Regions from separate parts of the Homo sapiens genome. Here all the other regions are linked to region 1. The links are chromatin loops, found by intact Hi-C in ENCODE. Cell type or tissue: dorsolateral prefrontal cortex. All regions are shown on one strand.

What was found. A loop is a pair of places that touch in the nucleus more often than their neighbours do. Peaks named below come from ENCODE experiments on the same cell type or tissue, not always from the same donor. Only the 100,000 strongest peaks of a DNase experiment are listed, where the experiment ranks them.
Region 2: a loop joins it to region 1, with 14 times the contacts of the local background. A loop is called at or near these places in 14 of 110 quality-filtered maps.
Region 3: a loop joins it to region 1, with 5 times the contacts of the local background. A loop is called at or near these places in 5 of 110 quality-filtered maps.

Annotation. Positions count from the first base shown.
Region 1 is chr18:77,055,185-77,063,184 of GRCh38, reverse strand. All of the region lies in intron 3 of MBP (myelin basic protein), which reads left to right. Among named protein-coding and RNA genes, the nearest start is that of MBP, 74 kb to the left of the region's middle. RefSeq lists enhancers at 3,962-4,595, 7,956-8,000, 7,579-8,000. In dorsolateral prefrontal cortex, CTCF peaks have their summits at 844, 1,045 (motif pointing right), 3,255 and 3,460 (motif pointing right); DNase peaks (open chromatin) are centred at 1,064, 3,434, 4,566 and 7,044; H3K4me3 peaks cover 2,465 bases; H3K27ac peaks cover 5,469 bases.
Region 2 is chr18:76,919,015-76,927,014 of GRCh38, reverse strand. It overlaps ZNF236 (zinc finger protein 236), which reads right to left. Exons shown (of 31, transcript NM_001306089.2): 20 at 6,957-7,239; 21 at 3,841-3,944; 22 at 1,461-1,826. Among named protein-coding and RNA genes, the nearest start is that of MBP-AS1, 57 kb to the left of the region's middle. In dorsolateral prefrontal cortex, CTCF peaks have their summits at 3,331 (motif pointing right) and 4,709 (motif pointing left); a DNase peak (open chromatin) is centred at 4,734.
Region 3 is chr18:76,881,117-76,889,116 of GRCh38, reverse strand. It overlaps ZNF236 (zinc finger protein 236), which reads right to left. Exons shown (of 31, transcript NM_001306089.2): 9 at 7,605-7,833. It also overlaps the pseudogene XPOTP3. Among named protein-coding and RNA genes, the nearest start is that of ZNF236, 63 kb to the right of the region's middle. In dorsolateral prefrontal cortex, no CTCF peak of the experiment used is centred here; a DNase peak (open chromatin) is centred at 3,900; H3K4me3 peaks cover 694 bases; H3K27ac peaks cover 4,426 bases.

The DNA.
Region 1 (8,000 bases):
CTTGGCTGTATAACCTTGGAGGCATATATGCAATTTCTTTTAAAATTGTAATGTATAAAGTGACTCTAAATGAGAGCAGCAGCTCCCACCTACTTTAGGAAAAGGTCTTTCCTTGACATGATAGTAAATCCCATCAGTACGTTGGGAAACCATTCCTGATGTCCCGTGAGCACAAGTCACCGTGATCGTGTGATGGTCATCTCTAGGTTCTTGGCAGCCGTTTCATCCACGCATCAGAAGAATGAGCGAGGAATGTGAGAAATGGGCAGAAAGCCATCATCCTTAGCTAACCACTCTGCAGGACACGCATACCTAAGATCTCTGTGAACGTCGAAAGGCAATAGTGTTGTATTTCAGCTGATAAGAGAGTCCCCGAGTTAAGACTGATTGGCGCATTGAGAAGTTTGTGCCAGGTGCTGACTCTGGCACAGGTGCTATTGCTATGGTTCACACATTGAGTGCTCAAAACCACAAACAGACAACTAAAACCACGCAGCCTTCCTCCTCGTCTCTGTGAAGGCCAAAGCCAGTCATTCTCTTAGCAATCCACTTTGAAGTTTTATTTGCCCTTCATGTTCTGGTAAAAATCTCACCAAAGGATTGTTTTCAATCTAAGTAAATAACTCGTTAGAGCACACTTTCAAATATCTTCTGTGATTTGTTTTTTTTTTTTCGACAGCTTTCTGGTTATGCTTAAGACTGTTTTGCCTAGTTACAAAAGGAGGAAGAAAACACTCTAAGGCACGACAACCTAGAGAACTGGGCGTTGTCCAAGCTTTGGGGAAGCAGGCCATTTTTCAGTAGACCAGTTGCTGCTAAGCGTTTTCTGACCCACACACCCACAGGTAGTGCACACACTGTCCTCCTCCTTAGAAACCAGGCGGGAAGGAAGGCAGGAGTCAGTCTCCACCTCTTCTCCCGCCAGAGTTGACTAATCGTGGGGCTAAACTAAAGGCAGGCAATTCAGTTGAGGTGAGCGAAGTCTTAGGTCTCCCTAAATTATACTAAGGGAGGAGAGGAGTGGCCAAAAGAGGGCACTACTGCCCCGGTGACTGACTGTGGTTCCTCTCAGCCAGGACAGGCATCTCAAAGACAGGGCTGGAGGGATGTGGACTCCGTGTCATGTGTAAGCTAGTTCACTCCACATGTGCCACAGAGGATGGATGTCCTACCGTGAAAACGTCACCAGCCCGCGTCTGTGTTCACTGCGTCCACTTCACAGGGCCAAGTCCTGTGTGCACAGCATGTAAGGGCAAACCCCCATGAAGAGTCATGAGGAAAACATTCACAACTTCATTGCTCAGACAATGGAGATAGAAATATCTGTGTTTAATGTTTATTTAAAAAGTATTCATCCCAGAAACATTTAAGTACATATATTGGTGTGTGCGTGTTTTCACTCTTCTTTATTTTATAAAGCTTGAGTTAGCTGACAGTAGGAAAAAACACCAGGAAACAGTAAAATGTAAATAAAATTGAGAAGTCTAGATGAAGTGAAGGAAGACCACAAACACATCAACCATGTGACAATGGCTGCAGGGAGCCGCCCGTTTCACTCTGAGCTGCCCAGCTGCCCAAGTGGAAGGGGACCCCGGCCAGCCTGAAGTCTCTCATTTTACACAGCAGGTGGTAGAGCCCTACCACCTTTTAGCTGTGTGCTTTTAGCAATGAACTCCTCTGTTTGTGTCTTGGTTTCCCCATACGTAAGTAGGGGTAATCATAAAATGACCTGTGAGTAAGAAACAACACATGTGCACGTGTGGGACTCTCCCATCTCCTCACAGTACTCAGTAAACATTGGCTAGTATTTTCAGAGAGAAGACTGCAGACATTTTTTGAAGCATACAGAGCTTTGTTTAACAAATACTAAGAATTTTTCCTGCTTAAATTTTTATCACAGACAAAGAGTCACATGGTAGTCAACGACCTCAAGGTATTTTTATAGCACATGTGGAGATTAGTTTTGTATAGTTATTTATTGTAATAGAATTCAGTAAGGGCCAGTGGTGCAACATGAATCTTCCGCATTGCAAGCCAAGAGCCTATGATCCCTGTGTCTAGCCATCAGAGGACCTGCTATGATCCACAGACAGAATTACAAGAACTTGGGGTCCCTTCCCAGAGCCAGGACTTTGATAGGCATTTCATAGCACAAAGTTCCAGGTCCCAGGCTCTGAGAAAGGCCCAGGAGGAGTTCTGAGCGGCTGGTTGCTGAGGCACTGCGTGCCTGTGTTCCATTGAGGGTCAGCGGCAGCCTCAAGAGAAGACAGACTCCACCTGGGAAACAGGCAGGTGTGACCATTGGCTCTGCCATCAACTCTCAATGCAACTGGGGGTGCGACTTCATCTCTCTGTGCCTGTTTCCTCCTCCAGAAAACAGGGTTTCCTATTGACCCTCAAGAATTGTTGCAAGGGCCCATTGAGAGAACAATTTGGCCGGGTATGATGGCTCATGCCTATAATCCCAGCACTTTGGGAGGCTGAGGCAGGTGGATCACCTGAGGCCAGGAGTTCGAGACCAGCCTGACCAACACGGGGAAACCACATCTCTACCAAAAAATACAAAATTAGCTGGATGTAGTAGTGCACACCTGTAATCCTGGCTACTTGGAAGGCTGAGGCAGAATTCCTTGAACCCAGGAGGCAGAGGTTGCAGTGAGCTGAGATCACACCACTGCACTCCAGCCTGGGCAACAAGAGCAAAACTCCGCCTCATAAAAAAAAAAAAAAAAAAAAGGAGAGAGAGAGAAAACAGTTATACTCCATTACAGGATGCTTTAACATCTCTACTGCTTGAAGCCACGTTCATACAGTGAATAATGAGTGCTGCCGTTCATTAGCATTTTTCATGTGCCTCTGAGGACCTGGGTCACATCTGCCATAAACACTCATTCATCATTGGTACTAGGATGTCCTGCCTATGTGCTTTCTCCATTCATTTATTAAATCATTTTTGAGCACCTCCAATGTGCCGTGCCATATACTGGAGGTGGAAGAGAGAGGGCAGGAGGTTAGAGAAAACAAAATAGAGAAATGGCGGGGCCAGCCATTCTGGGGACTTCACACCATTTGGGGGATGGTTTAACATAGAAGGACATGGAACGAGGGCCTCAGCCTCCCAAAGTGCTGGATTACAGGCATGAGCCACCACGCCCAGCCCATAATTTGCTATCTTATTGCCACAAAGAGTCTATTCCGTCTTGCCTGGAGGGCTAGGGCCTTTATTTTTACTTTACATCACTTTTCTAAGAGGCTGTTCCTGTCATATCTAACCAAGAAGCCCGCCTGTCTCCCATGCCACACTTCTTTATCCCACTGCCTTATTTCATGTCCTTCACATTGGCCTTTTGGTTATTGCATTTGCATACTTGGTGTGTTTTTTCTTCCACAAATGCAAGCCTCTTGAAGGCGGTGCATCTCTTATCTGTGCTGGCCCCTATTTTTATTTGAATTGGCCACCAGGTGGAAGCACTTAGCACTGAAGTGGACATACCAAATGGCTTCTCAAGATCCATGTCTGCTTTTGCATCTTGGTGTATTTTTACTTGTAATAATATTCCCCTGATTTTTTAAGCAAAAATATATTTATTTATAGTGTTACACATATGTCAAATTTGATTAATTAGATAAAAATTAATTAATTTTAATTTTAATAATGTAATTAAGGTTAAATTATTATCATTAGAATTAAATTAATTATAAATAATTAGTGACTACTTTATAAAATTAAATTATTATAATTTAAATTCATTATAATTAATAAAGCAGCAAATTGAATTAATAATTAAAATTAATTAATGGGATTAATTGATGAACTAAAAAATAATTCAACTACCTGACATAACTGTCCCATTTTCCATTTTGAATTCTGATCTTTCAACCAACAACATTTTTCTAGGCTGTTTAGCGATCCTGTATTATCCTTTTAAAATAGCTCCTTAATATTCCATATGATTGAACAGTAATATCATTCCTCTATTGCTTTTCATTTTGGTTGTCTCAAGTTTGCTACTAGAAACCATGCTACAGTTGGCACTTTGATTTCAGTAGGGTTTTTTCTTTCTTTTAATTGTTTTAATAGGCTTCAGTCAAAGTAAGTGAGACGGCTAAATTATTTTCCCCGAACTCGTGCTGGCGAACTGCCCTTCCCGTGGCTGAATATGCCTATTTCCCCAGCACGCTTCCATCTTGGGGCAGCCTCAGGGGGTTGTAAGTTGGTGGGCTAGGGCTGGATGTGGTGGCCCTCAGGCAGGTCTCGTTATGTCCATATGGTGGAGGTGTTTTCTTTTAATTTTGATGACATTTGGAAACGGTAAACTTTCCCCGGAAAATGTTGAACTGCAGCGTCTCTGGAAACTAAAGGCCTGGCAGTGGCCTTCTCCAGGCTGCAGTCGGCCGGCCGAGGAGCCCCCATCTCCAGGGCCTCCAGGTCCCCTGCGACTTTCCTCCCTCCACGGAATAAGCTGCTTGACCCCACAGGCCTGGAGCTTGAGACTTGGTCCCCAGTCTGTTCCAGATTAAAATGGCTCTGGGCACCATTCCAGTCACTGCGGCCGTGTTCCAAGTGCGTCCACGATTTCGTTTCTTAAAGTGCTGTTTCTGTTGCTCAGGATTCTGCACGCGGGGGCGGGGGTGGTGCTGGAACAGCTCGTCCCCTGTGGGCGTCGCATCAGCCGGTGGGGGCTGGGGTCGTGCCCGGGCCTGGGGTCGTGCCTGGGGCTGGGGTCTGCCGGAGGCCGCTCCCTCCCGTGGCTGGCGAGCTGTGCGGGGCGTTGGCTGGGTCCGGCCGGGCTGTCAGCCTGAACTGGTGCCCTGGGTTCTCCAGGTTTGGCCTCCCCGCAGCGTGGAGCAGGGGTCCCAGGTGGGTCCTGAGAGTCGAAGCCAGAGCGGAGCCACTGCCTGCTGTGACCCAGCCTGGGAGCGCTCGGCATCCCCGCATCCCCGCATCCCCACCGCCCCTGAGGTGGACGTCCAGGGCTGGGGAGGGGATGCCTCTTCTCCCCGGAGGGTCCCTGAAGAGCCGGTGCAGCCCTGGGTGTCCTCTGCCGAACTTAAAAAACACTCCCCGCTCACGCCTGTAATCCCAGCACTTTGGGAGGCCGAGGCGGGCGGAACACGAGGTCAGGAGATCGACACCATCCTGGCTAACACGGTGAAACCCCGTCTCTATTAAAAAAAAAAATACAAAAAATTAGCCGGGCGTAGTGGCGGGCGCCTGTAGTCCCAGCTACTCGGGAGGCTGAGGCAGGAGAATGGCGTGAACCCGGGAGGCGGAGCTTGCAGTGAGCCGAGATCGCACCACTGCACTCCAGCCTGGGCAACAGAGCGAGACTCCGTCTCAAAAAAAAAAAAAAAAAAAACACTCCCCGCCTTCCTCAGGTGTCCCCCTTCAGAATTTTCGTGTAGCGGTTTTTTAAATCATTGCATCTTTGTTTAAATTTGTTTCCAAGAAACGGCTATGAGAAAATCATTTTTTGAGATGCTATTTTTCAAATGATGTGTGTATTTAATGCATCCAGGTTAGTAAACTAAGCTACAAGACTTTAGTAAGTAGCTGTCATTTCCGATGTAAAATTCCATTTGGACCTGGCAGTCGCGGGAGCTCCTCTCTCCTTGTCCTTCTTCACACACAGTCCTTGTCCTTAGAGATAATCACTGCACGGCCTTTCCGTGGGAATATTCGGTGCTAGTGTGAATGGATCGCTAATTGTGATTCCGTGGCTGCCTGAGGCCTTGTATTCCTGTCTAGACAAGCCACAAAACCCATTTTGTGAAATAGCATCTTTGGGCTGGGTATAAATCATAGAAACAAAATCACAAGTTGGGGGATGAAGGAATATTCAGATTATCTTGTCTGACCCCGCCTTGCATGTCAGATGAGGGTGCAGCTGCCAGGCAGACACTCAGGAGCAGGATCGGAGCCCAGTGCTCCCAGCCAGCCAGGGAGACCGCAGCTGGTTCCTTGAGGGGCAGGGCAGTTCTCATGTCTGTCTGACAGATGTGAAAACAAACACTGTAACAGTTACTTCTCCTCTGTGCGTTGAAGTGAATGTTAATGATACTTTATATCATTAAAAACCCAAACACACTTCTGAATATTTACCCTGCTTCATTGTAGTACCCAGGCAGTTCTTGGGGGACATGCCTCCTTCCCGTCTCAGAGGATGTTTGTTTTGGGCCAAAGACCCCCTGCTTCTCAGCGGCTGAGTGGTGAAATCTCACGCCGTGGGTGTGGGCGTGGTCAGGGCACGTGGGAAGCCGGTTCTCCTCGGCAGCCTCTCCTGAGAGCTGTCGGACAAAGGTCTCGGCTTCTAGGAGTTACTTTAGTGAGGCCATGTCATTTGGTAGTTAGGACTGTGGACTCGGTTCCCCTGTGCAGAGGGGGGTTGTGTGCTCAGCTGCAGGTTGCTGGGAGGACTCAGTGGTGTCAAAGAAAAGTTACCCCAGGGAGAGTGAGACAGGCAGGGAAGACGTATCCCAGACTATTGCAGTAGGAGAGAGCGAGCTGAACTCCACCCTGCTGAAACGAAAGGCGGGAGGGTTTTTAAGCACTGGGGTGAGCTGGTGGGAGAGTCCTGGAGGACATCGGATGGAGGCCGGTTGGTGCAGTCAGGCCAGCAATGTTTGCAGATTAGCGCTTACCACAGTTAGGCCCCTGCCTCCCGCAGGGACTGGGAGCTGAGGGTGTTATCTTCCTTGTTGGTTACATTTCAAAGGCTCCTGGGTCCTTCGAGAAGACAAAGCTGGGCAGTGAACTGAGCAAGAGGCCAGGAAAGGGCCGATGTCTCAAAGGGACGGAGAAATAATTCATAGTGGCAAGTTTTCTAGAGACAAGGAAGTTGGGGCTGAGAGTCCTACAAAACCTGTTCAAGGTTTAATCCCCCGGACGGGAATGGCAAGGCTGTCTGGGCCAATGGTCAGTTCATGCCTCCAGTTTAGAGCAGCACCTGGTCCCTATGGGTCCTGTGAGCCACATGGACACCGGGCCAGGCACAGGAGACAGCAACAGTGTGTTCCCCAAAGCCTCTGCAGACCCAGCCCCGGGCGCACGGGGTCACGGATAACAGGAAATGCACTGCCAGCGGCCTCACTGCCATGCGCTGGCACAAATGCACCCAGGTGCTGCCTGCCCTTCATCCACACGGTCAGTGGAGCGCAGCACGCTCAGCCGTGACACCACAGAGCCACAGGGATGTGTAAGAGGAGTCGGGGAGGGGGAGCCTCACTTCGTTTTTTCTTTTTTTCCTTTCTAAAAATTCCAACAGCTGCTCTAAAACCTTAATTATTCCAAGCAAGTTTCTAGAACCACTGAGTTTCTGGGAATGTCTGGGTTTGCAAAGTCACCAGCTGTGTTTGGAAAGACATTTCCAATGGGGTTGAACTCTCCAGTGTGAATGAACTTTTCTTGTCATGACCTCACTGTCTGTAATGAGGGCTTCCTGATTGCAGTTTGCTTTACCTGAAAACAAAACAGAGGCCAAACACCACCTTATTTAAAGCAATAATGGAAGTTATCCTATGAAAGATAGCAGCCCACCAGCAGATGTGAAAAGCAATTACTAGGTTAAAAAAAGAGAAAGAAAGAGAGAGAGAGAGAGAAAGAAAGAGAAAGAAAAGGAAGGAAGGATGAAAAGAAAGGGAAAGAAAGGGAAGGAATGGAAGGAAAGGAAGGAAAGAAAGGAAAAAGAAAACTGAGCCCATTTTAAGCGCAGTTCATCTTTCCCAGCCAGGGAGGATGGCAGAGGTGGCACTGGGCTGGGAGGGAACAGCCACCCATGCACCTCCTGGGTCAGGGGTTGGGCTTTGAGGATGTGGGTTCTAGAAGTTTACAGTTATGTGCCCCCTACTCTGGGCATTTTATCAGTTGGTACAAAGCCACTTCCTCCCAGGGCAGGACACTCTTGCACCAGCTCAGCTCAGCTCCTTCCTGCCTCTGGGTTTCTGCTGACCCTGCTCCTCCCACACAGAGGCTGTGCTGGAGTTTGCAGCAAAGCCGCCTG
Region 2 (8,000 bases), 140 kb after region 1:
AATGATCAAATATTATGAATGCTTCTTAAAACTAAAGTAATTCATTTTTTACATAGGGATTTTTAAATACATAAGTTGTACACATTATGTCAATACAATGTTGTTGTGGAATACGAACACCTACTTTATACCATATACACATATATGCTGTTTAATCACCCTTTATACCATATACACACACTGTCTAATCACCCCTTATTTATACCATATACACACACACTGTCTAATCACCCTTTATACCATACACACACACTGTCTAATCACCCTTTATACCATACACACACATGGTCTAATCACCCTTTATACCATACACACAGTCTAATCACTCTTTATACCATATATACACACACAGTCTAATCACCCTTTATACCATATATACACACACTGTCTAATCACCCTTTATACCATATATACACACACTGTCTAATCATACACACTGTCTAATCACCCTTTATACCATATATACACACACAGTCTAATTACCCCAGAAACCTACTTTCTACCATATACGCACATATACTGTCTAATCACCCATTATACCATATATACACACAATGTCTAATCACCCCAGAAACCTACTTTATACCATACACAAATACACTGTCTAATCACCCCAGAACAACTCTGTAAAACAGATACTCCTTTATGCCATACGCATACACTGTCTAATCACCCGCGAAATCTCATTTATACCATATACACATACACTGTCTCATCACCTCAGAAACCTACTTTTTACTATATCCACATACAGTCTAATCACCGCAGAGCAACTCTGTGAAACAGATACACTTTATACCATACACACACACTGTCTAATCACCCCAGAACTCTGTGAAATGGATACTCATATTGCCCACTTTAAACGTATCAGAAAAGTAGCTCAAAAAGATTCTACTGATTAGCCAAAGGTTCAAAACAACCACTACTACTGAGTGGTGGTCAGGCTGCAATCCTGCCACGAGTCACAGAAACAGAAAGAAGGGCACACAGGACATCTGACTGCCATGTACAACGGCTGCATTTACTCACAGGCACACAAATCAACACAACTAGCTAAAATGTAACACTTCTCAAGCACTATGAGACGCAAGAACAACTGGAAAACTGCACTATATCAAAAACAATGCTATTGAGTATTTATAAATTACACTTCTCACTACTAAATTTATGAGAATGCCAACTGAGTAAAAACAGGTTTACACCCACTAAAAACAAAAGCTAAACAAAGTGCTTAGTGTAAAAAAGCAGCTGGCATGGAAGACAGAATGCGAAATGGAAAGGAGCAATGTCTGCAAGACGGAATTCCAATTTTTCCGAATGCCTTATAAGGAAAAGGCTCAAAGAAGGGAAACGTGGTGCTACGGTAAACAACATCTCTTCTGTCGTGGGAACAGACAGAAGCAGCACAGAACAGTTCAATCACTGTGCTGCTCTCATTCCCTCGGCTCAGCGTTTACCTGACACAGAGGCAGGGAGAATAGCTTGGCCCACCAGTCCTGGTTGCAGCAGATTCTGATCAAACTGTCCTGTTAGAACAGAGTTGTTCATGATAAACACGTTTGGGTCAGTAGAGGAGGAGTTGAGGAGGTTTACAGGCTGCAGTCCTTCCGATGAGCTTCGAGTCATAGGCTTTCTGGCCTTCTTTGGGTCTGGTTTATAATGAAACTGCATGTGTGTCTTTCTTCTACCCGAGGTACGGAAACGCAGCTCGCAATGCGGGCATTTGAAGGGCTTGGCTCCCGTGTGCAGGCGCATGTGGACCTTCAGACTTCCCTTCGTGGAGAAGGCGTTGCTGCAGACGTGACAGCTGAAGAGCTTCTGACCTGTGAAAAGCCCAGCCAAGAATCAACAGAGGCGATGGCAGTCGCGACACTCACCCCCACCCCACTCAGCTGTCACTATGGATGTAAATATGTTGAATCAGTGGATGGAAGTACTTTAATGAGAATCCCTTTCACCTATAAGATGTTACGGACGTCACAGGCAATTGCTGCAGTATTGTAAATTTAACAGTGTATTGTTTACAATTTGAATTTAGCATTTTCACAAGCCTTTGAGGTTTACAGTGTTTCTAAACCACTGCATTATTCTGAACCTTGATTGGAGTAGTTGATTTATATTTATCAGAAGCTAATGGGTGGTATGACTTAACAGCCCGGCTCTGAATTACTGTCACTTTTCTTTAATTTTACAAGTGGTACTTTAACATCTCAGCATCTCTCTATCTTCTCTTCTGCCAAACAGGGGCAACCACAATGCCAGCACAGGTAGGCATCACACTGGGAGAATATGCAAAGGAAAGTTCTATGCTAGGGTCAAAGGGCTGTGTGCCTAGTGTCATGTACCTAGTTCCTTAGGCTCTTTTCATGATTACTGGGTATATCAAAGGCCACGAAGGCTCGGAGCACCATGAGCATAGGCTCCACCCTCCAAGAGCCTCTGGGAGCTGAAAAACTTCCTGGCTGGCTTTTCCCCTCTACTGTCCAGGAACAAATGCTAATTTTTACAGGATGGTGCACACTAGGATCCACCGAGGGACTAGTGCAACCTGCTATCCCAACGCCGCCCTGGGTTCCTCAGAAATCACACCTCTACTTCAGAATGGAGAAAGAGGCACCAAAAGGTATTTATCCAGAGACTTCCATTTCTAGTCCTTATCCACGTGGCCTACGCTGAACTCCAAAACCAAGGAAATGATGAAGCAGCGTGCACCAAGTCATCGTGGACGTCACTGGGCACCTGCTGCATGAGAGGCCGTGCCCTAGGCCTGGGGGCACAAAGATAAGTGATGCCGGGCCCTCCATATCCACAAAAAGTTCACTGCATTACACAAAAGAGATAAATACAGGGAGCCTAATGAAACAACAGAAAAACTGCACACAGGACAGTCATATAAACAAGCTCAGGGATCTGTTTATCTAGTTACAAATATTAACCCATCAGAAAAGAATCACAGGGCTTCAGGTAAATGTGTGAAAGTCCATTTGTTCTTGTCTGTTGAATTCTGCTTATAACCAACAATGAAGAATGTAAATTAGTCTCATAATCATAATTCTATGAATCATTATAACAACAGCTCTGCATTCACTGTGCGTTTACCACAGGCCAATCCATTCCTAAGTGTTTACCAAAGGCCAAACACTTTTCCAAGCTATTTAAATGTCTTAATGCTTAAAGCTATTTAAATGTCTGAACTCCCAAAGACGGAGGTACAACTATTAGCCCCATCTTCTGCAGAAGAAACTTGTGGCTGAGAGGAGAACCTTGTCTAGGACCACAGAGCTCACAGGAGGACTACAGGATTCCCAAGCAGGCAGAGGCAGAGGCAGCCTCCCCACCGCTAGGAGGCACTGTGCAGAATTCCAGAAGCAAAGGCACAGACAAGATGAAGATGAGAAAAAGGCCAGGAAACTTGGACATTCATTTCTGCCTTTGCAAGAGTTTCTCCCCATATAAAAATAATTATGAAATGATAACTGCCATCAGATTTGCTAAGTGCCAGGTTTTACAAAACCTCAACAAACTAAACCTCTTTGGCTTAAATGAGACTAAGAGGTAATCTTTTTAACAAAGTTATTTAAGCATGAGTAAGAATACGTGACAATTTTTAAGAAAAATTCAACTTTTGAGACCTAATCCTTTTTTTTCTTAGTGTCATTTGGACAGTTTTCCCTGTGTCAGGAATAAAAAAATCTTTTATATCACTTCCTTCTTGGTGCCTCATTTTTAAGCGTTCTATAATTTGGAAAGTATTTATGTACACAAAATATATAGGAACAAAACATACGAAATGCTATCCTAAGACCTCTACCAATGACGCAGGCATGTTTTCCTTACCTGTGTGAGTCTTCACATGACAATCGAGAGTGGATTTCACAGTAAAACTCTTTCCACATTCATCACATTTGTATGGCTTTTCTCCAGTATGGATTCGAACATGCCTATCCAAAAAGCATTAATTATAGACATATTGACAAACGACTTCATGATTTGAAATTTATAACTATATAAATTAAAATTAGGTGTTACTACGTTCTGCTTAAGTTTGGCCAAGAAAAACTTTAAGCTTCACTCCATACAAAAAATACCATAAACAAATCCAAATAACAACGAAAATATTTGCAGGACAAATAATAATAGAGATAATTTCCTTAGGGCCAGGAGCGGTGGCTCACGCCTGTAATCCCAGCACTGTGGGAGGCTGAGGCAGGGAGATCACCTGAGGTCAGGATTTCGAGACCAGACTGGCCAACATGGTAAAACCCTGTCTCTACTGAAAATACAAAAATTAACAGGGAGTGGTGGCAGGCGCCTGTAATCCCAGCTACTTAGGAGGCTGAGACAGGAGAATCGCTTGAACCCAGGAGGCAGAGGTTGCAGTGAGCCGTGATCACACCACTGCACTCCAGCCTGGGTGACAAAGTCAGACTCTGTCTCAAAAAAAAAAAAAAGACAATTTCCTTAAAAAACCCAAGAACTCTGACAAATCAAATCAGCAGGAAAACCCAAACGATATCAGAGTAGAAAAGTTGGCAATGCACAGAGAGTTTACAGAAGAAATACAAACAGCCAAAAACCATATGCAAAGCTGTTCAATCACACTTAGAATCAAAGAAGAACAGATGAAAACGACGAGATATCATTTCCCCCATCCTGTTGGCTGCAGCTGTAAAACAGGCACTCGGAGTCTCTGAAAGACAGAGGCACACGGCCCTCTGGTGGCCTTTGCCAGACTCTACCCTCACTGAGCCATCAGAGGCACACAGGCTCACGGAAGAGTCACCACAGCGCCCTGCCAGTCACCAAGCGTGGAAACTCAGTGTTCGTCGGGAGGGGTCTGGTAAGATTAATTTGGTATCCCCATGCAACAGAACCCTACACTGCCATTAAAAAGAATAAAATAGGTTTATAGATACTGACGAAGAAAAATACCTATGACTCATTGATATGTAAAAATTTGAAAACCAGAATCGTACAACTTAACATTGGTATATGTCTAGACATTTCCGAAAAAAATACTCAAAAAACTGTTAACAGTGCTTATCTCTGGGGAGCAGGACACCCTTCAGTACCATTTTTTGTTTCTCATCACACTTACTCACTGGGAGTCTGAACCTTGAACTTTTTTAAAATGAAGGATAGGACAAGAAGAAGAAAACACAGCTATAAGAACGTCCCGTTCTCGGAGTTTGCACTGAGCCGAGACCACGCCACTGCACTCCAGCCTGGGCGACAGAGCGAGACTCCAACTCAAAAAAAAAAAAAAAAAAAAAAGAACATCCCACTCTTCTGGTCTTCAGGTACAGTCGATGGAGACATGTTTAGCACTTTATGTCGCCTTGGTAGCATTTTGTCTCTGCTAATTGGCTGGCACGCCCCACCCACAGGCAGGTCACAAACTGCTGTCTCAACACCTCCATGTGACACCCTTGCCAGGCCTGACTTTCTCATCTATGACTCCACCACTAACCCCTACTGGAAAACTATCTCACCCTATCAGTTAGTTCATGAGTTCCTCCAGGCCACACACAACTGCTGGCCAGACTGGACTCCTTCTTATAAACATCTCAAGTTTTCCATCACAACCCCTTAGCTCCTCCTCTCCTTAGTTTAACTTTCTATGTCTTATGCCCAACCTCAGATCACACCATCAACTTAGATCCTACCCCGGAACTTCACTGCATGGCTCAACGAGAGCTCGCTGTTGAAGGGTCCTGTGGCCACACCACCCAGTGGGACCTGGGCTCTCTCTCTTCTCCAGTGACCTCCCTCATTGTCACTCTCTAGCTGAACACACCTCCCCTTCCTGCTGTGGTCGAAACATGAAGGCCAGCAGTCAAGGTGTGTGCTCACTAGGGTGGCACTGCCAACCCAACAGCTCCTTGAAACCACCTACCCTTTCCCTGCAGCACCTGCTGCTGTCCTCTGTAGAACAGAGTACAAGGAACACACCCTTTGGTTTTCTGAAACATCCTGCAATATTAAAATCTTCACGGTTTGTTTTATTAAGTTGCTGAATAATTAGTTCTATCTCCTAGAGCAAAACATAAGCATCCCTGTTATATACAGAAACACTTCTGATTCTTCAGGAGAACGCTGATACTTTGGTCTTCCTTTCTCCAGAAAGGAAGGACATTCTGAGAGCCCCTTCTGTTCTTTACCATGGGTCTTGGTTTCCAGATTCTTCATGGTTCTGCTCAACTCGATCTCATGTATCAGCCACTGCTGTTTGGCCGATTGCCAATTAGTCTCCCTCCTGTCACACGCTTGTGTCCCACTCCTCACACTGACTGGCAGGCCTCAGAGGCAGGAGGGCGCCTGCTGCTCTTCTGCCTGTCCACAAAGCTTAGAGCCCTGCCTTCCTCAATGGATACATTTGTTTTCATTGTTTACTACTATGACAACCATACAGAAATAAGCATAAGCAATCTATAGAGAAAACAGACTTTTTTTTTTTTTTGAGACGGAGTTTCATTCTTGTTGCCCAGGCTGGAGTGCAATGGCATGATCTCAGCTCACCATAACCTCCACCTCTCAGGTTCAAGCGATTCTCCTGTCTCAGGCTCCCGAGTAGCTGGGATTACAGGCACCCACCACTACACCCACCTAATTTTGTATTTTTTAGTAGAGACCAGGTTTCTCCATGTTGGTCAGGCTGGTCTCAAACTCCCAACCTCAGGTGATCCTCCCGCCTCAGCCTCCCAAAGTGCTGGGATTACAGGTGTGAGCCACCATGCACAGCCGAAAACAGACTAATTAATATTCTGAATGAGTTTACTACAGAGAACTAATTCAAGCTTAAAACCATACATTCAAGTAAGTAAGCTGCCATCACTCAGGTGACACCAGGTTCAGAAACTAATGGCCCTGCTGCAGTGAAAATCACCAAAGGAGCAGCTGCCTGCACCTCCAGTCTTCAGAGCGGAACCCGCGCGGCGTAGCCATGCCCTCACCTCACCAGGTCGCTAGGTTTCTTGAAGCTCTTGGGGCAGTATGTGCAGCAGTTGGCGTGCTTGGGCTCGTCCTGCAGCTCCGCCTGCTTGTCCCTCAGCTCACTGATGCGGTCCTTTTCTGCCGCGGACTGCACCAGGACCTTCTCTGACACCGTGGCGCTCTCCTGCGGCCGGATCTTGGCTAACTGGGCTGTCTCCTCCTCCGTGAAAGTGATGACCTCAGGACGAGACTTCCGTGATGCATTTCTGTCAGAATGTTCTTCCTCTTCCTCCATACAAATGTCTACACAAAATCAAGGAAAAGGGATCAAAATCGTAATGAAGAAAACCTAGGTTTTTAGCAAAACAATTAAAACTAAATAGGTATGTATGTAATGAAAATTAATAACTCAACCAAGCTATTTTTATGATGGTAGAGAGTTGCTATATTTTCCCACCTCTATTGAGAAACTTAGGTCATGGAAAGAAAACAGCCAAGTGTACTGGAAAGTGGGGGGCGGGGGATGAACAGAGGTTGGTGAAGGGGTGAAAACATCCGCTTAGATAGAAGGAATAAGCTCTAATGTTTGATAGCAGAGTAGGGTGACTAGTTAACAACAATGTATATTTCAAAGTAGCTACAGGAGAGAACTTGAAATGTTCCCATACTTAGAAACTGCTAAATACTTAAGGTGATGAATACCCCAAGTACTCTGATTTGATCATTCCACATTCTATACATGAAACAAAATATCACATGTGCGTCATAAATATGTAGAAATATTATGTAACCAAAAAAAAGCCAAGTGAAGGGCATCCTTTAGGAGAGTGATGACCAACATTAGGAAGACGCTCAGATTAAAGACCTGCTTCTACACCTCCCTGAAAATTCAGGAGTAAGCTTTGAGGCTGACAGTGTCCACACAAGCTACCGGTATTCATAAATATAGATATTCATTTATTAATAAGGGCAAAAAATGAATTACCATCAGATTTTTTAAAACCAGAAGCCCAAAAATGGGAGACCAAATTAATAAATTAGCAAACAGCCCCCAACTAAAAACA
Region 3 (8,000 bases), 170 kb after region 1:
CCCAGAAACCTCCAGTTCAATATGGCTGGGGTACAGGATGCCTGGTGGGACTAGCAAGAGTCAGAAGTGCAGGCAGGGCTAAATTACAGAAAGCCTTACATGCTGCAGAAAGTTTCTTGGCAGGAGAGGAAAAAAGCCTAGACGTGTTCTCTTCAGTCTTCAATTAGCTCCCATGCAAGAGAAGGTGCCATAGACCACCCAGCCAGCTTTATCTCCAGCATTAGCTGGGCCGTCAGGAGGACAAGGACGACCAAAGAGGAAGACCACTGGCCAGACATGGGTAGGGGAGACAGACAGGGGGAATGCAGTGACCAGAGAAACATCTGTGGGTTCTTCTGTGGGATCGGAGAGCACCTACTGTAATCAGAAAACTCCAAGTAGAGCACCTGGGATGGATAGCCTGCTCTTTTGGGACAAAATCCAAATGCTGGTTCCAACAAAGGACCCTGGCCTGCTGGGAACATCAAAAGATTCCCCCAGACGCCTGACAGGTACACACAGAAGTTCTAGCCCAGACGACAGTCAGGGTGACACAAAGTCTTTCTGCTTTCAAGGACCAGAACATCAAATATTCAGAAGTAACTACTGTCCAACATCTAATTAGAGAGGGACTGATATCTCAGCGTCACGCACAAATGCAGACTCCTCAGCCACAGGAGACCTTCACGTGAAATACAACAGCTTGACTCACCTTCTTGACTTCTGTTACAGAATATCTCACTGCACAGCCTAAGTGTTTGTTTGTTTGGTTTTTGAGACGGAGTCTCGCTCTGTCGCCCAGGCTGGAGTGCAGTGGCATGATCTCGGCTCACTGCAAGCTCCGCCTCCCGGGTTCATGCCATTCTCCTGCCTCAGCCTCCTGAGTAGCTGGGACTACAGGCACCCGCCACCATGCCCGGCTAATTTTTTTGCAGAGATGGGGTTACACCATTTTAGCCAGGATGGTCTCGATCTCCTGATCTTGTGATCCACCTGCCTCGGCCTCCCAAAGTGCTGGATTACAGGCGTGAGCCACTGTGCCCGGCATTTGTTTTTTATGCTTTTTTTTTTTTTTTTTTCTGAACACTCTCTCAGTAGCAGACCTACTAGAACACTGGGAACAGTGCATTCAAACCTGGTGGAACCACGGCAGCAAATCTTACCAAATAATCATTATACAAATCAGAAGCAACAGGTCAGTGCTGGGTCTTGGGGCTTCACACAAAAGCCTCTGATATGGTTTGGCTCTGTGTCCCCACCCAAATCTCACCTTGAATGCTAATAATCCCCACATGTCGTGGGAGGGACCTGGTGGGAGGTAACTGAATCATGCGGGTGTGTTTCTCCTGTGCTGTTCTCTTGACACTGAATAAGTCTCACGGGGCCTAATGGTTTTATAAAGGGCAGTTGCCCTGTACATGTCTCTCTTGCCTGTAGCCATGTAAGATGTGACTTTGCTCCTTATTCACCTTCTGCCATCATTGTGAGGCCTCCCCAGCCATGTGGAACTATGAGTCAATTAAACCTCTTTCCTTTATAAATTACCCAGTCTCTGGTATGTCATTATTATAAGCATGAGAACAGACTAATACAGCCTCTTACATAAACCTGGCCCTCAACCAATGATAGGTTTATAGATATGCTGCTAGGACTGGGTTAATAGAAGCACGTGACTGGATATCTGAAACTGTAAATCGAGGAACGGACCCTGCTGATGAAATGGAGCTAGTAGAATCTTTTTATTTATTTATTTATTTATTTATTTAGACATGGAGTCTCACTCTGTCACCCAGGCTGGAGTGCAGTAGTGTGATCTCGGCTCACTGCAACCTCTGCCTCCTGGGTTCAAGCCATTCTCCTTCCTCAGCTTCCCGAGTAGGTGGGACTACAGGTGCGCATCATCATGCCCAGCTAATTTTCGTATTTTTAGTAGAGACAGGTTTCACCATGTTGGCCAGGCTGGTCTCGAACTCCTGACCTCAGGAGATCCACCCACCTCGGCCTCCCAAAGTGCGGGGATTACAGTTGTGAGCCACCGCGCCCAGCCAGTAGAATCTTTTTAACAAGTACTACAGTCTGCTGGGTTTTTCAGCATTGACCACGAAGATGATGTTGATTTCCTGGCCAGGTTTTCTCAGCTGGTCACAGGAGAGAGACAGTCACTGATAGTTAGCTGGACTACGTGAATTCAGAATGGGGATATCAAGAATGCTCAAGAGGCACTAGAAGCTGCTGAAACAAGGATGGCACTGACGCTGCGGTGACTAGCTCCTGATGACGGGACCTCCTCTAAGATACTGGCTTTTGCTGTGATTATGTTCAGATTTTGAAACATCTTAGATCAGCAGAAAGCCGGTGCAGCGGCAATCATGTCAGTTGCCACAAAGGAACTTATGATGAAGACCCTATCTTTGAAAACGAGAGTAACGATGAAGCCATGTTTGTCAACTATAAAAAACAACAGAAGTTACTGTTGGACCGGCTAGCTCAAGCTTCACCAAGGTACTGCTGACTCCTGCGCAGTTTATATTTCGACACCACAGCACTGGTAGGCTACACGGTTTACAGAAGCTGCAGGAGCAGCAGGCTTGCTATAGAAATTGACAGAAGCTCTTCCAGGATCTCATGGTGCCCCCTTCTCAGGTGCTGGTTCAATGGCTAGTGCTCTGCAAATATGACACAGCCGTTGGTAATGTCAGGAGTTAGCTCTTATGTGTGACATGAGTTTTTCGGAACTTGTCAGACAGGAAAGTTCTTTACTGCTGAATCTCAACACATTCCGTGGGTATTAATGGCTTTCTTAGATCACAGGGGGTCTGCAACACTGTAGCGCAAAAGCGTGCAGCGGAACTGCTTGGCAGTTCTTTAGATTTGTCAGATCTCTCAAGAAACAATGAATCCTTTCACTGAGGATATTCTCAATAGAATAGAAGACTTATCAGGGCTTTCTCCACTGAGAATGGTTAGCAGTCCTTACTGAAGAACAATAATCAACTATTTGTTTACAAGACAGCCGGAATACCAATTATTGACAGTAAACACCCATCAAAAAGGAAGCAAGCATTAATTGAGGAATCTGTAGACTCCACTGATGGAAAAGTTTAAACTTCTGTTAGGAACACTGATGCTGACCGCAGGGGAAGAAAGGCAGGCATCTATAACAGACTGCTTCAACCATGGTGCTGGACTTGCCAGAGCAGCGAGCAGACTGGGGAATGGCGTGGCTGTTCAGAGGCTCTGAACTGTTTACAGATATTCTCATCAGCCCTCAGCTGTGCCTTACAGAAGGATATGCTCAGAAGCAGAGGTCCCATGTTCTTCCTCATTGCATGATTACTTGCCTGGAGGAAGAAGTCCTTCTGTTCCTCTTGTCTGCTCAGACATGTGCTCAAAGACTATGAAGGAAGAGACCCCCAGGAACTCATTCCTTTTATCAAGCAGATTACAGCCAAGCCTAAGACACAGGTATCCCCATTTTACGACAGATGTTCATGCCTCTGCTCATGCAGTTGTTGAAGAATTGCTCTGACCAGCAGAAGAAAACAACCAGTCTGCTGCTGAGAAAGGCAGATGCTGCCGAGGAGTTACTTTGCCTCCCTTCTGTCAGTCACAGGCAGTGGAATGAGTGAAGGTACAGAGAACAGAGAATGAGTGCTGGTTACTGTCTCACAGGAGCAGCTGAATATCCAGATCCAAGTGCACAGAAACGGGTTTTGTCCTTCAAAGTTGAGAACCTCAGGGAGGTTTGGAGGGACTGTGGGATTTCTTGCTCCTGTTTATAAGTGCATTGCCCCCATGTGGTTCCCAGAACCTTGAAAACAAATCTCTGTCCTGGCAGATGCACAAACAGTACTGCCTTATGTGGTTACACAGTGACACTGAGAACAGTGCATCTCCGATGCAGCCCAGGATGCACTGAGCATCTTCACCAAGGAAACCTGCCCTCCTCGCACGCCGCCCCAGGAATGATTTAGGACTTTTGTCAAGTGCTTCAGCAGCCTGAGGCTAAAGTTTTATGAGAATTCTTTAAAGGTACTCTTCCAGGGCGGGAACCCTAAGGACTGCATCTCCCTGGGTCTACTTCACAATGAGAATTCCAGTTAATAATTTAGGGGGGAAAAAAGCAATTTTTGTGTGCCATTCACACTAGTATTTTTAACACTGCTTTGGGCTTACTGCAGTACACTTACTGAGGATTTTCTGATATGAGGTCGGTTGCACTCATGGATGCAGACCCCACGGAGAAGGAGAAAGGCTACCTGCACTTAGCTTTTACGCAATTATAAAAATCAAATTTATCTGAGCTGTAAGAACTTGGCAGACCACAAACAACAAAAGAAGAACGTGGGAGGTTTGTTACAGTGAATGTTTAAAAAGCACACTTGCAGAGATAATAATTTCAAAAAGCAGATGAGTCTAAGAGCCACACCATCCTGGAGCCCGTGGACTGAAATAGGACAGTAGGATGCCAGCCAATTACAGCCCAGTAGAGTACACCGAAGTTCACGGCAGTGACCCCAGGTCATCAAGAAGTGGCTAAGTTAACAAGACCACACTCTGATCTAAGAAGGTAAAGTATGCAAGGACTTTTAGAAAAGTTTCCACACACAATAGTTTCACTATACCATACCATTTTCATCCTTAAAGGAGTCAATCATCAGCTTTCCAAAACACCATTCACCATGATTTCTAGATAGGCAATATTTCACCACGATAAATTTCTTTTTTTTTTTTTTTGAGATGGAGTCTCACACTGTCGCCGGGGCTGGAGTCCAATGGCATGATCTCGGCTCACTGCAAACTCCACTTCCCGGGTTCAAGCGATTATCCTGCCTCAGCCTCCTGAGTAGCTGGGATTACAGGTGCCCGCTACCACACCCAGCTAATTTTTTGTATTTTTAATAGAGACGGGGTTTCACCATGTTGTCCAGGCTGGTCTCAAACTCCTGACCTCATGATCCACCCACCTCGGCCTCCCAAAGTGCTGGGATTACAGGCACGAGCCACTGCACCTGGTCATAAATTTCAAACTTTACTAAAAATTCACAATGATTTATGTGTCACAAGTTGCATGATAACTATAAAAGCATTTGTTAAATTTTTAATATAACTTCTTCAAACCAAGCAAATCCCGCCGAAAACATTCACTCTGATAAAAGTGAATAAATCAAAAGCAATAATTTTACATGGCGGAGTATGCTTAACTTAGGAACGTAATGAAGGTTAGTTATAAGCAATTAATGTTATGACTTACGAGACAAGAATAGTTTTCCTCATGGTCTTTCTAAGATATCAAATGATACTCCATCCTTGGAGAGGTATTTTCAGATATAATCACTATGTTAAAAGTACACTAGTAATTGAAAAGTTTTAATTAAAAGGAACATCTTTATATAGAAACGTGTCCCCAGGCTAAGTGTGGTAGCTCATGCCTGTAATCCCAGCATTTTGGGAGGCTGGGGCAAGAGGATCACTTGAGGCCAGGAATTTAAGACCAGCCTGGGCAACATAGCAAGACCTCAGCTCTACAAAAAGAAGTGTTTTTCACTAGCCATATGTGGTGGCACATGCCTGCAGTCCCAGCTACTCAGGAGGTCGAGGGAGGAGGATTGCTTGAGCCCAGGAGTTCAAGGCTACAGTGAGCTATAATTGCACCACTGTACTCTAGCCTGGACAACACAGCAAGACCCAGTCTCAAAAAAAATAAAAATCCCCAATGGTTTTCTCATCACCATATTAGAGAGGTCACTTAAAAAAAAAAAAAAAAAAAAAAAAGCACTGGCTCCAACTTGTACTAGGGATCCCATGAATGTAATGGGAAATTATTAGAACTGCATGCACTTGCTCAGTACTCTACATGTGTATTTGATTGATTCAAGTAGTCCAGAAAGTACCTAATTGTTACCAACTCTGTAAACACAGCACCCCAAACTAGAATACCGTACAGGAAGGTTTCTTGCAATTCCATGTGGAATTCCCTGGCTAGTACTTGGTGCAGGGAGAAAGCTGCTTCACCAGCACATGCGGGTGAAGGTCTGGAAGGAGCAGCACGGGGTGGTGCTCACCTTCTCGGTCTAAGGACCATGGCTATGTGTACTCTCAGGAAGGAGAAGGTCTGACGTGGCTCCTCACTCAGTGGCTTGCTGCCCATGTGAAAGCATCCGATTTAGCACAATGACTAGAGACAGTAGCCCGTGGGGCTCAGGCGGGCACTCGCACAGAGGTAATAAATCTGCATCAGATTCTCAGGAATACAAAACACACCTGTAACCTGGAAGACTACCACACAGCTAATCGAAATATACGGAAATGGCTCCTGTTTTCCTTTCCTGCCCTGCCAGATACCAGGAAACTGTGCGGGAGAAACTGCTTAGATTCCAGCATCCTGTCTTTCCTTGGGGAGAAGAAGTCCAGATCAAGGGGAAGAAGAGCCTGACTAGTGTGGTTTGAGAAACAAGAACTTCAGAATCATGTTATACATGAGAAAATGTATTCTAGGAAAGAAGTGTTAACAGAAATGGCAATGTTATTCCATGCTTTGTAGCAAGAATGCACTTGTTCCCCAAGACAACTGGGAAAGGTTTTCACAGAACAGTTTTGCCAAAAACACAGGAATCTGTCTTTTTCAAGAAAGATGTAGTAAATTCCTGCTCCTGTAGAAAGAGCCATATTGAGCACTGTGGGGTGTTCAGAAATGAGAAGGCTGTATTCCTGGCCAGAAAGAGCTTATTACCTAGAAGGGATATTAGACTGCATCTGTGCACAATTAACATGAGAGAACGCAGGAATCCTAAACACTCTAAGTGCTGTGGGAGGTAGGACAAGGAAAAGCACCCCTCAGAGTCCATCCACGAGGAGGAGCACTGAAGATGCTTGAATGACGGAGCACTGAAGATGCTTGAATGACGGCCAAGATTTGACGGAGACCAGAGGAAGAGGTAGAAGGAAGGCATCCTTGCTGCAGAAAGCCTGCAGAAAGCATGATGTGCAGAAACACAGGGATGCCTAGAAACAGCAGGAATCCAGTTTCAGTATGATGTCTAATAAGTTTGTGCCTAGAAGCACAGAGGGAGGGCGGATGGAAATGCAGGGGACAGGTGACAGGATACTCAGGAGCCAAGAAATGGATCTTGGTGTGTAATGGGAAATGGTGAGGTGTGGAGGAGGGAGCTGTGCTGCAGGGGTCCTTTGATGATGAAGAGGAAAGGACTAGTCAGAGGCTACTAAAATCACATGGCTGGATGCCAGAAGCACCAAGGGTGAGAAGAACTGAAGCAAAGCCATGGATCTGAGTGGAGAGGAGGCGCCTAAGCAGGGCAGAGAGAGAACAGTCGGAGACAACAAGCTTTCAAGAGAACAGACAGAGACAAGAAGCTTTCAAGCCCTGGCGAGGAGTCAGGAGAAACTGAATACAGGAAAGAAGCCAGGTTAAAGAAAAGTGATAAGTTTCAGGCATTTTATGGCTGTCATTCTTTTTAATTTTAAATACCAACCAACTACAGCTAGCTACAAAACATTCAACAAACATATCCTATCACCTTCAGAGGAAAAAAGAAGGGCACATTTCTTAAAAACCAGCAATATGCTATCCCAAATGTCCAAACTTTAAAGTTTAGGAAAATTACCAGGTAGAAACGGTGACTTCTTCTTTATCATTTTTTTTTCTTTTTTATCCAGTTTCTCCGGGCTTTCCTGTTCTTTTTCTTGCTCTGCGTCTGTGGGGTCCGTCTGCTCATTTGAAACGCTGGAAACATCTGGGTTTTGAGCGTGTGGTGCAGAGGTCTTGGCATGGCAGGAGTCATTAGGATGTGCTGCAGCTGGAATTGAAGACAGCCCACTGTTTTCTAAGGCTTGCTAAGACAGAACAAAACTAAAAGGTTAGAAGGTAACGATGGCCCAACTCTGCCTACCAAAATCAGTCAAAAGCTTTACCTATAGAATTCTAATTCCACTCCAAGAAATAAGAATCTACAATTCCAAGTCATCACTTATAAGTGAGGCTTCCAACCCTTTGAGGCTGT